2 separate regions of the Mus musculus genome follow, and region 2 is linked to region 1. Evidence: chromatin loops called from intact Hi-C (ENCODE). Cell type or tissue: gastrocnemius. All regions are shown on one strand. Links, peaks and the distances in the headings refer to the core of each region. The heading gives the core; the rest is flanking DNA.

Region 1 (5,380 bases), core at 100-5,099:
CTCTCTCCTTCCCTCCCTCTACTGCAAAAGGACAATGTCCCTTCAGAGATCTTTACAAATTGGAGTTGAGTTGGGTATGGTGGCCAACACCTTTAATCCCAGCACTCGGGAGGCAGAGGCAGGCCTATTTCTTTGAGTTCAGAGCCAGCCTGGCCTACAAAGCATGTTCCAGGGCAGCCAGGGCTGGTACACAGAGGAACCCTGTCTTGAAACTAAACGGAAGGAAGGAAGGAAGGAAGGAAGGAAGGAAGGAAGGAAGGAAGGAAGGAAGGAAGGAAAGAAGGGAGAAAGAAAACACTAGATTTGTTTAGGGCTGGGTCCTGTAACTTCTAGCTTCCTTATCTCTCATTTATTAAAATTGGAGAGCTGACTGTAGTCAGATAGCAAGCAAGTGGGCTTCTATATACCGGGAGGGATTACTCTACTTCATTGCTAAGCACCAGATTAACAAATCTAATCACAGAGTTCTTGAAGGATCAGAGTTGAAGAAATCAGTATCACTGAGAGCTTGTAAGACGTACCTGTTGCATTGCTGGCTGCTTTGGCAGGTGATGTGGACTGTCCTGTCTGCACCTGTTAAACAAGAGGAAGGGTGAGAGGATCTTTAAAGTCACTTCTTGTTTTAACATGCTATTACTCTATGTAAAATTTGGGAGAAAATTATAAAATGCATGCTATAACTCCCATAAAACACAAAAACACATGAGAATTCCTAAAACCTAGAAAATTAGATTGACCTCTTATAGAAGGTCAAAGTAGAGAGAAATGAGGGCTGGGGTGGGCTGGGACACAACAAAAACCCTCCCCCAAATATTTTTTAGCATCATCTAATTATGAAAAATTCCTGATTGGTTTGAAGTAGCCATGTTCATAAATTGTTGAAAAACCTGATTTGTCAACATAATTTAAATTGGTAAATTTCTACCCGAAATTATTATTATTACTATTATTTATTTATTTATTTATTTATTTATTTACTTATGCCTAAAATCTCTGAAATCTGGATTGGTGAATCCCGCTTTGGGTGGGCACAAAACGAAGCCAATGTTAAGGAGGAAGACAGTTTACACATAGACCAAAAATAAAACCCAAGTGACACTGTTAGAAGAGAAGCCAACAGATTGCAAAGATCAAAGGCAAAAAAGAGAAGCTTGTTTGGTTAATGCTGGGGCTTTGGGGCATTTCATGTACTTGCGGGGCTCGTCCATCCATCCGCACCACACATCGTAGCCATGCTATTCTAAACTGATGATAAATCCAGCTCCAGGGCGGACAGGGCGCAAAGCCGGGATCTCGCACAGATCTCAGGATCCAAGACGCGGGGCCAGATCTCCCTTGTGGAGGAACCATGGCGTTTCTTCCGAGGTGACTGTTAGATAAAGCAGCGTCTTCATGTTCTTCGTCCGAGAAAGAAGCATTGGTCCAGAAATCAACAGGATAGGGGCTAAGATAAAAGGGAAGCGCCTTTCCCATCTTTTTAAATTTCCCGCACCCCGTTTTCTCTCCGCCTCCCCAACACCGTCTCTGCTTCCACCAGCAGCTCGAGGATCCCCGCACCGAGAGGCGGTCGGAGCAGGATAGTCTTAGGAAAGTAGGCGGGCCTGGCCCGCTGAGTATTTCGGTGCCCGATTTTTGCTGTCTTCGGCGGCAGTTCCTCCTCCGCTCGGTTACTGGATTGCACACGCGGCCGTGAGCTCGGCACTCGATTGCTTCGGCCTATCACCCTGGGATGCCGCCTGCCGCCGCCGCCAGCGCCGCGGCTGCCGGGCTTGTGGGTTTCTCAGAGGAGCGCGAGCCGGAGGAGCCCAAGCAGCGGCCGGAGCGGCGGCCTGAGAGTTAGCGGGCCGGCCTGCGCGTTCCGCGGGAGCAAGCCGACGCCAGGCGGACAGAAGCTGGGCCGGGGCGCGCCCCTCAGGCTGAGGGAGCCGGCGCTTTGAGCCCCCGAGGCGACGGCGGCGGGAGCCGGTCAGAGGGGGCGGCCCCTGGCGGCGACGCCCCCGAGCCCAGCCCTGCCTGGCCGAGCTCCATCCTCAGCCCAAGCCCGGGCGGCCCGCGAACGCGCCCGCGGGGGTTGAGCAGGGCTGCGTGGGGGCGGGAGGTGAGCCCGCGCTCCCGGGTGCTCCGCGTCCGCTCCGGACCCGCACCTGAGCCGGGACCCGCCTCCGCTCCGGACCACGCTGGACCCGCCTCCCGGCCCGGGTCCCACCCTCCGCTTGCAGGTGGGCTGCGGCGCCCGGCCTTCGGGCGGTGGGCGGCGGGGAAGGAGGTGAGCGGTGTCCGCGCCCGCAGCCGTTCGGGTGCTGGTGGCCGCGCCGTCGTCCCTTTCCCGCAGCCGGGAAGCCCGCCCCGCCGCCGCCGCCTGCTCCCTCTGGGACACCATGGAGCTGTCTCCGTCGTCCGGAGGAGCCGCGGAGGCGCTGTCGTGGCCGGAGATGTTCACGGGGCTGGAGTCCGACTCGCCGCTGCCCCCGGAGGATCTGGACGCGGTCGTCCCAGTCAGCGGAGCAGTGGCCGGTGGCATGCTGGATCGGATCCTTCTGGAGTCAGTGTGCCAGCAGCAGAGCTGGGTCCGGGTGTTCGGTAAGGATCACAAGTCGTCTGCCTCAGAGGCTGGCGTTTCTCATCTTTCCTTGGGCTCCGATGCATTCTTAGTCCCCCATCTATCCTAGGTCAGCTGTCCACATCTTTTTTTGGTTGTTGTTGTTGTTGTTGCAGAAAATGCTTTTTGACAAGTTTATCCAATATATAGCGCCTGGTTATGTGACTCAGTAGGCTCCTTTGGACCTCTTTAGATATCCACAGTAAGTTTATAGAGTTGAGCTATCTGGACGTAATTCTTAGGTGATTAATTAAAGGCACTTGCTGCTGAGTCCTCAGGAAGGTAGAATGGAACAAGGCACAAAACCAAGTGAATGGGATTTCATTTCCTTCCTGTTGTGTGAAGCAAGTGTTGAGAGAAAGATATGAAAAAGCTTAGTAGAAGATGAGCTAATGAATGAAAAACAAAACAAAACAAAATCGAGGGGTTGTGGGTGGGGGGCAGAGATGGGAGAGACACCCAGCCCTAGCCGTAGCCCTTGCACCAGCCCCAGTTCAAGTGTTTGGTAGCAGTAGATTTACCGACAGCTTTTCCTTGAACCGTACTCTCTGCTTGTCCTGAGTGTGTAGGTTGTTTCAGATTGCACTGCTGTTTCTGGTTTTCGTGGTTAAGCTACCCGGTTGTCACTCAGCAGGTTTAAAGTGATGAACACACTAAAGAAACTTTCCCTTTCTGCATTCCGAGTAACCATCTTTTAAATTAAACCTGAATGATGATTTTCTATTCAGGAAAGGCTGTGGCAACGTTAAACATGCTGTATGCATGGGTTAGCTGTGGCTTTCCAAAATATCAAGCTAGCAGAATGTTTCTGCTACACATGACCATAAAAGACATAGTAATGTGGTTGAATATAAGATGACCAATTTGAAGTATCTGGAATCACACAGTGTTGAGATGCTGTCCTGCAGTTTTGTTTGTCTAATATGCTGTTAGTGATCAGCATATTGTATTTATGGCTTGGCTTTCATACTTCCAAATAGGTTCTGTGCTTTATAATTCAAGACCATCTTTTCATGGTTTATAAGTTGTCTTTTGGACAGTTCAGTTGACTTCAGGAAAGATCCCAGACATTTGAATTCTTGCCTCAGTTCTGTCACTAAAAATTATTAAACAATTTAGGGCAGATAAGGCCATCTTTTTGCCTCAAATTCCTTATCTACAAAATGAGTGGATTAAATAATCTGTAGGGTCTTTTTAGTTATATAAAAAAAGCAACTCTCCTTATAGCTAGTTCTTAGAAATTTATGTATATACTACTTAGAATTTTGCTGGTGTTTCTAAATGTTTTTTTTTCTTTCTTTCTTTTTTCTCTTCCTTTTTGCTAAATGGGGGAATTAAAGCAAAGAGGTGGGAACTGACGCAGAGTTACTCAATTCATTCTCAGCAGGTTGGATTAAAAGCTTTGCTGCCTGGTAGTCCACCTGTCTGCTAGTTCAGGTTAGCTGATCACTTATAACAAAAGTTGATGAGAGTCTAAAAATGACTATAAATTGGAATACATTGTGGTTACATTTTATCTTCTGTCTGTATACACTTTCTCTTACTGTTTTTATACAATGTTAGAGAGAGGACCATGTTAGTATATATGATAATTGGCTGACAAGTGTTCAGAGCTGGATATTCTAGACCTTATTATTGTACATATCCTTCACATGTAACCCATGTAAATTTTTACTAATGTTTTGGTAGTCTGTTCTAGAACTGGACTTGTCATATGCACACACGTCTAAATATGTTTGAAGAAACCTAGAAATTAGTAGCACACAACTAGGGCCAAGAACCAGATAGTTTTCTTTTTGGTTTTGCCACAGCTTCGTTGTCATTTAATTTTGTCTGAGTCATTTTTATCTCCCTGGCTCCAGGTTTCTGCATACAATGTGGAATCTGAAGTAGTTGGCTTACATGCACATAAATTCATGCACAAGAAGTTATTCAGAGGAAGTATTTCTATGTTTAGTGGTAGAATTTCCACTGCATCATCTTTTTTTTTTTAATGTTTGATTTTTGTCAGTTAATTAAAACTCAGTTTTACTTGCTGTTTAATGCTGCTGCTTTTCTTTTAAGGATTTTTCCCTGGAGACTGCTTTGTTGTCCATACAAACCAAAACTAAGGGGGTCTTGCTTGTTTTAGATAGTTTTAAAATTGTTTATTGAGCCAGGCGTGGTGGCGCATGCCTTTAATCCCAGCACTTGGGAGGCAGAGGTAGGTGAATTTCTGAGTTCAAGGCCAGCCTGGTCTACAGAGTGAGTTCCAGGACAGCTAGGACTATGCAGAGAAACCCTGTCTTGACAAAACAAAAAACAAAAAACAAACAAAAAATTGTTTATTGTATGATTCTTTGAGGTTAGAATAATGTGGAAAATCAATTTTTAAAATTTATTTAAGCAGGGTCTCACTGCGTAGCCCTGGCTGGCCTGAAATTTGCCATATAGTCCAGGCTGGTCTCAAACTCATTGAGAACTACTTGCCTCTACCTCCTGAAATGCCTGGATTAAAGGCATGGGCAACCATGCCCAGCAAGAAAGTAAACATTTATGGAATATGTTTTTTTTTGTTTGTTTGTTTCTTGTCCGATTTGTGTATTCTTGGGTTATCTTTGATCCTCTACATAATTTATAGAGACTTTTTTTTTTTTAAGTGTGGTCCACTTGTTTCAGAGAAGTTTTCACTCCTCTCCTCTAAGTTTGTGGATTAAATATGGACTGTGGTCTAATTGGTCCCATTATTTAACTACAACTTGGCCTACAGATTCTGTCCTGACTTTTGAAGCCAGCTGTTGA
Region 2 (5,380 bases), core at 192-5,191, 68 kb after region 1:
ACCTAAATTATTTAAGTTATTTCTGAGTGATGGAAAGCCTTTTAAAATGTAGTTTAGATCTAAAAACCAGTTTAAAAGCTGGAACAACCTGTGCAAAATTGGAATTCAATTCACTCAATAATAGTCCTCCTCAAACTGTTCTTTTTAAATTTTTGATGTGTTATGATCCAATACTTTTGTAAAGTTCAACAAAAATGAATAACTAGATAAATGAAATAATAAGTAAGCTATGATCATCTTTTTAGCTCTAACAAGGCATAATATTATCCTGTCACATTGTTAGCAATGTTTCTTACACTCATCTTTATATGCTTGTTAAGAAACAATTTTTGGCCCACCCACAGACTATGAAACTAAACTTTGAGAAGCACTGATTTCTTTTTTTTTAATTAGATATTTTGTTAATTTACATTTCAAATGTTATCCCCTTTCCTCATTTCCCCTCTGAAAACCCCGTCTCCCCCCCCCCCCCCGCCCCCCAACAACCTACCCACTCCTGCTTCCTGGCCCTGGCATTCCCCTGTACTGGGATATAGAGACTTCACAGGACCCAGGGCCTCTCCTCCCATTGATGAACGACTAGGCCAACCTCTGCTACAAATGTGGCTGGAGCCATGGATCCCTCCATATATATTCTTTGGTTTAGTCCCTGGGAGCTCTGGGGGATACTGGTTGGTTCATATTGTTGTTCTTCCTGTGGGGCTGCAAACCCCTTCAGCTCCTTGGGTACTTTCTCTAGTTCTTCCATTGGGAACCCTGTGCTCAGTCCAATGGTTGGCTGAGAGCATCCGCCTCTGTATTTGTCAGGCACTAGTAGAGCCTCTCAGGAGACAGCTATATCAGGCTCCTGTCAGCAAGCTCTTGTTGGCATCCACAATAGTGTCTGGTTTGATGACTGTATATGGGATGGATCCCCAGGTGCAACAGTCTCTGGATAGCCTTTCCTTCAGTCTCTGTTCCATACGTTGTCTCTGTAAGGCCTTCCATGGGTATTTTGTTCCCCCTTCTAAGAAGAACTGAAGTATCAACCCTTTGTTCGTCCTTCTTCTTGAGCTTCATGTGGTCTGTGAATTGTATCTTGGGTATTCTGAGCTTCTGGGCTAATATCCACTTATCAGTGAGTGCATATCATGTGTGTTCTTTTGTGATTGGGTTACCTCAGTCAGGATGATATTTTCTAGTTCCATCCATTTGCCTAAGCATTTCATACATTCATTGTTTTTAATAGCTACGTAGTACTGCATTGTGTAAATGTTCCACATTTTCTGTATCCATTCTCTGTTGAGGGACATCTGGGTTCTTTCCAGCTTCTGGCTATTATAAATAAGACAAGAAGCACTGGTTTCAAGTCATTACTTGAAACCTTAAATTTCTATTATTTACATGTTAATGTTTGCTAAGTACAAATTCCTTTTTATTTGTCCTTAGTTGAAATATTGCCTTCTCTTCATCTTGACTTGGATAATCCATTTCCTATACTCTTGCTGCATTCCAAAGGAGTCTTCAGTATTAATATATTAGAGCTAGTATTTATTATTTTTAATTATTACTATTAATTATTAGTATTAATTATTTTATCAGTTTATTTCATTTAAAGAAACATTAGTTTTTAAAAGGTAAGAACCTAGGAAAGTATATGATACATAGCAGCTAATAAGTAAAATATGTTTATTTGAATGAACTAAGAAATGAATAAATTTCAGGAAAATATTGGGGCTTTAATATCATACTGAGTAAAGGAAAACTTTATTTTTATAGAAAGAAGGTACTTGTCAGTCTCAAAATTATACCTGTGTGAATCAGCTTATGTAAAAACACCAGATGGAAAACCAAATAGATACACATATTTCATAATTGTGTAAATCAATGATTGAGTTAGAAGACATCTAACAAGACAGATTTAAATTTGGTAGCATTACTAGCTCAAATAAGTTTTACCAATGAGAGGCTAAGAAGTAGGGATGTAGAAGAAGTTGAAAACAAATGTCCTAAGGGTTTTAAGGTATTCTGCATTTTGTCAGTATCAAATTTTTCCTTCTTTCTGAACTTCCAACTGTAAAGATTTAGTATCTTGTGATACAGTTAAAGTTGATTTTGGTGCATATTTAGTGACAGTGTACTGTGTACTGTTAAGACTTTGAACAACATAAGGCTTCTTGGTGAGGAGATTATGATCTTATAAGTTAGAAATATTTCATCTTAAAGTACAAATAAAATTCATTAGGGAGAGAGTACAGAATCATGAATAAAGGTGAAAATTTAAAAGTATATACATTATTTAAAAACCCAAATTTGTTAATTATAGAATGTTTCTGAAGTTTTATATTTTTGTCTGTATTCTAGTAGCCGTTATCTTTATCAATACGAGGTAGCCTTATTATTCTTTTGTAAATAATAATGCTATTATTGTATATATTCTACCACTTTGGCTTCCCAATCTGGTCAGGATCAATAAAAATGAACAAGGCATCTTGAGACCTCTAATTGTCTATTTTTATGTGTATGTGATTAGGAAATTATTGTATAATCTTAGGAACTTGCCCTGTGAGGTTGTGCATCTGTTCCCTTTGTTTCCCATCTTCTAGAGATGGGTTAGAGAGGAAAAGAGTACTGAAGTCTGGAGGCCTCTGTCAGTGGTTGACACTGCTTCTGGGAAGGTCCAGATCTTGCATCACTGCTTAGGTATGTGCACAGCTTGAGTTCCCACAGAGAAGCTGATCCCTGGCAGAAAGCTGATAGTTACAGTCAGACTGAGTCAGAACCAGGAATTAGGAAAATTATTTTTATAGGAGGGAAGGACCTGAGTAGGCTTAAATTTTTAATAAACTTATGGGAAACAATGGAACACTATATTTAAATCAGGATTACATATTAGGGAATACATTCCAGTAATTTCAGGTTATTCTGCTGTGAGAAATAAGTTTATTTGGTACTTTACATGTATTGATTTTCTTCACAAGCATATAACAATAATCTTCTGGTCTGACTTATTTAACTCCGTTTGCCAATACCGTAATTCTTTATCAATATGATTATAGGATAAGCCCTGCAGTGGGACCTGGTCAGTAAAGTGTACGCATGAAAATCAGAGTTTAGATTCCCAGCACCCACATAAAAACCAGGTGTGGTGGCTTTGCCTGTAAACCCTGGTGTTGGAGGTACAAGGCAGAGACTGATGTGTCCCTACAACTGCTTGTCCAGCCCATCTAGCCAATTTGTGAGCTCCATGTTCAGGAAGAAATCCTGTCTCAAAAAATGGATTTCATAAAATCTGAAGTATAAGTATAGCCATATCAAAACATATAAATGAATAAAGGGTATATAGACTATTATAGGCATGTAAATTTTATTGTTTTTTGTTTTTCATGACAGAGTTCCCCTGTGTGACTCTGGCTGTTCTGTAACTCACTATCTAGACCAGGCTGTCCTTGAAGTCAGAGATTCGCCTGCCTCTGTCTCCCGAGTTCTTAGATTAAACAGTGCGAGCTAATACCACTGAGCCATAGGCATTTAATTTAAGACAAAAAGGAATAATAATCTTTCATTTTCTTTATGGTGCTTTTCGCTTATTAAAATGTATTGCCAAACAAGTCTGGATGGAGTATTTGGAGGTATTCAGACTCATTAAAACATGTTAAAAAGTAACTGTAGCAGAGTGAAATTAAAAATCAAATTGCAAAGTGGTGCATAAACATTCTCTGTAGTAAATAATCTCTTGCAGTTACTTGGAGGTAGAATTTTAGCCCAAACCACCAGGAGGAGCCTTATGAAAGGGAGCCAGGACACTACCCTAAGACTTGTAATGCTATTCCTTCTGTGTTTCTCGTGATGATTGGACTTGGTTCATTAAGGACACATAGTAGACCATGCACTCCATAGGTGGTGATTCATTCTGCAGGATTTTAAACTGGAGGATTTAATGTTTCCTAAAACAAAATATTTGTTTATGCCTATGATAGAATTAAAATATTGAAAATAGAGATGGTCTTTAAGCTAATTATTGAAAAAAATTATATAAATTAAAAAGCTGAAATTTGAATTTTGAGTATCTTGTTTTTAGCCTTGAATAAATCGATCCTATCTATGGTATATACAGGAAGAATAAAAGTAATTTATAAAATTATTTCATGAGTTTTTCAACAAATCAATAAAATGTTTTTAAAGTTACAATTAAGCATTTGCTATTTTAATTTCGCATGTGCTTTTTTAAGAAAAAAAAGATATATAATGATGTTTCATAAAGTAATATGAATTGTCTACACACAATCTAGACCTGTCATATATACATCACAAAAAGGGACAATACTAAGATTATTTGTTGAAAATATTGTCTGATACATTTATTGTCTTGTATACTGTAATGCTAATATTAATTAAGCAATTAATGAAAAACCAGTTACACATAGGATCTTTTTGTCATTAATATACCAATGAAAAACTAGTCTGCTTATGAAAAGGTAGACGTTTATGTGAAATGGCTGACCATATCAGATCTTAGAGAACTTTTTTTTTGTTTTGTTTTTTTTTTTATTTCTCCTGAGACAGTTTCTCTGTATAGCCCTGGCTGTCTTGGAACTCACTTTGTAGACCAGGCTGGCCTCGAACTCAGAAATCCACCTGCCTCTGCCTCCTGAGTGCTGGGATTAAAGGCGTGCGCCACTACACCCGGCCTTAGAGAACTTTTAAAGTGACTTCCTTTCCTAAATGTTTTATTTAATTGAAGATCAGAAGCAGTCATAAATCAGGCTCCTTTTATTATCAGGATCACTTATCTTGTTAGCAATACAATACTACTGACGTCTTTACTCCCAACCTTTAGATCACTTTAGGCTTGTATTTCATCATAAAACCTGTTATTATACCTTTTAACTTGCTACATATAAATTTAGTATTATGCTTACATAAAATATTTTGCATAATATCAATGTTCTTAATTTGTAGTTTTTTCTGATAATTTTTATTTGAATTTTATTGCCTTATATGCTGTAATTAAATAATTATATAAACTTAACTTTATGAGTGTTCTATGTGATGTCTCTGCCAACATTTTATATTCTTATAGTCTGTTGATTTTACTTGTAGTGCTCATGATATCTTGTCTCCTCATGCATTTAATTATCTTTGTGTTCTGAACATTATACAGAATTATAATCTTTTATTTGCAATTTCAAAATTAATCATGTTCAAACAAGACAACAAGGGTTTTCATGGTTCATTTGTTGGACCAGCCTGCTATGAAGTGACACTTTGTTTCATTTAGTATGAAAATTGTTATATTTTGTTTAAATTGATAATAGGTGTTGCCCTACCATATTGCTGTTATGTTGTAACATATAATATATATATATATATATATATCAGGTTCTTGTTCTGAAATCTT

The links. Hi-C counts contacts between places; a loop is a spot of excess contacts. Peaks named below come from ENCODE experiments on the same cell type or tissue, not always from the same donor. Only the 100,000 strongest peaks of a DNase experiment are listed, where the experiment ranks them.
Region 2: it touches region 1 in a loop (2.3-fold over the local background); 2 of 42 quality-filtered maps call a loop at or near these places.

What each region holds. Positions count from the first base shown.
Region 1 is chr1:157,408,937-157,414,316 of GRCm38, reverse strand. It overlaps Rasal2 (RAS protein activator like 2), which reads left to right and starts at 1,722. Exons shown (of 18, transcript NM_177644.5): 1 at 1,722-2,580. The coding sequence starts at 2,379. It overlaps 2810025M15Rik (RIKEN cDNA 2810025M15 gene), which reads right to left and starts at 1,965. Exons shown (of 3, transcript NR_027984.1): 1 at 1,192-1,965; 2 at 522-573. In gastrocnemius, for the core only: a CTCF peak has its summit at 2,433; DNase peaks (open chromatin) are centred at 1,679, 2,097 and 2,408; H3K4me3 peaks cover 4,563 bases; H3K27ac peaks cover 4,782 bases.
Region 2 is chr1:157,341,035-157,346,414 of GRCm38, reverse strand. All of the region lies in intron 1 of Rasal2 (RAS protein activator like 2), which reads left to right. Among named protein-coding and RNA genes, the nearest start is that of 2810025M15Rik, 69 kb to the left of the region's middle. In gastrocnemius, for the core only: no CTCF peak of the experiment used is centred there; a DNase peak (open chromatin) is centred at 2,693; H3K27ac peaks cover 311 bases.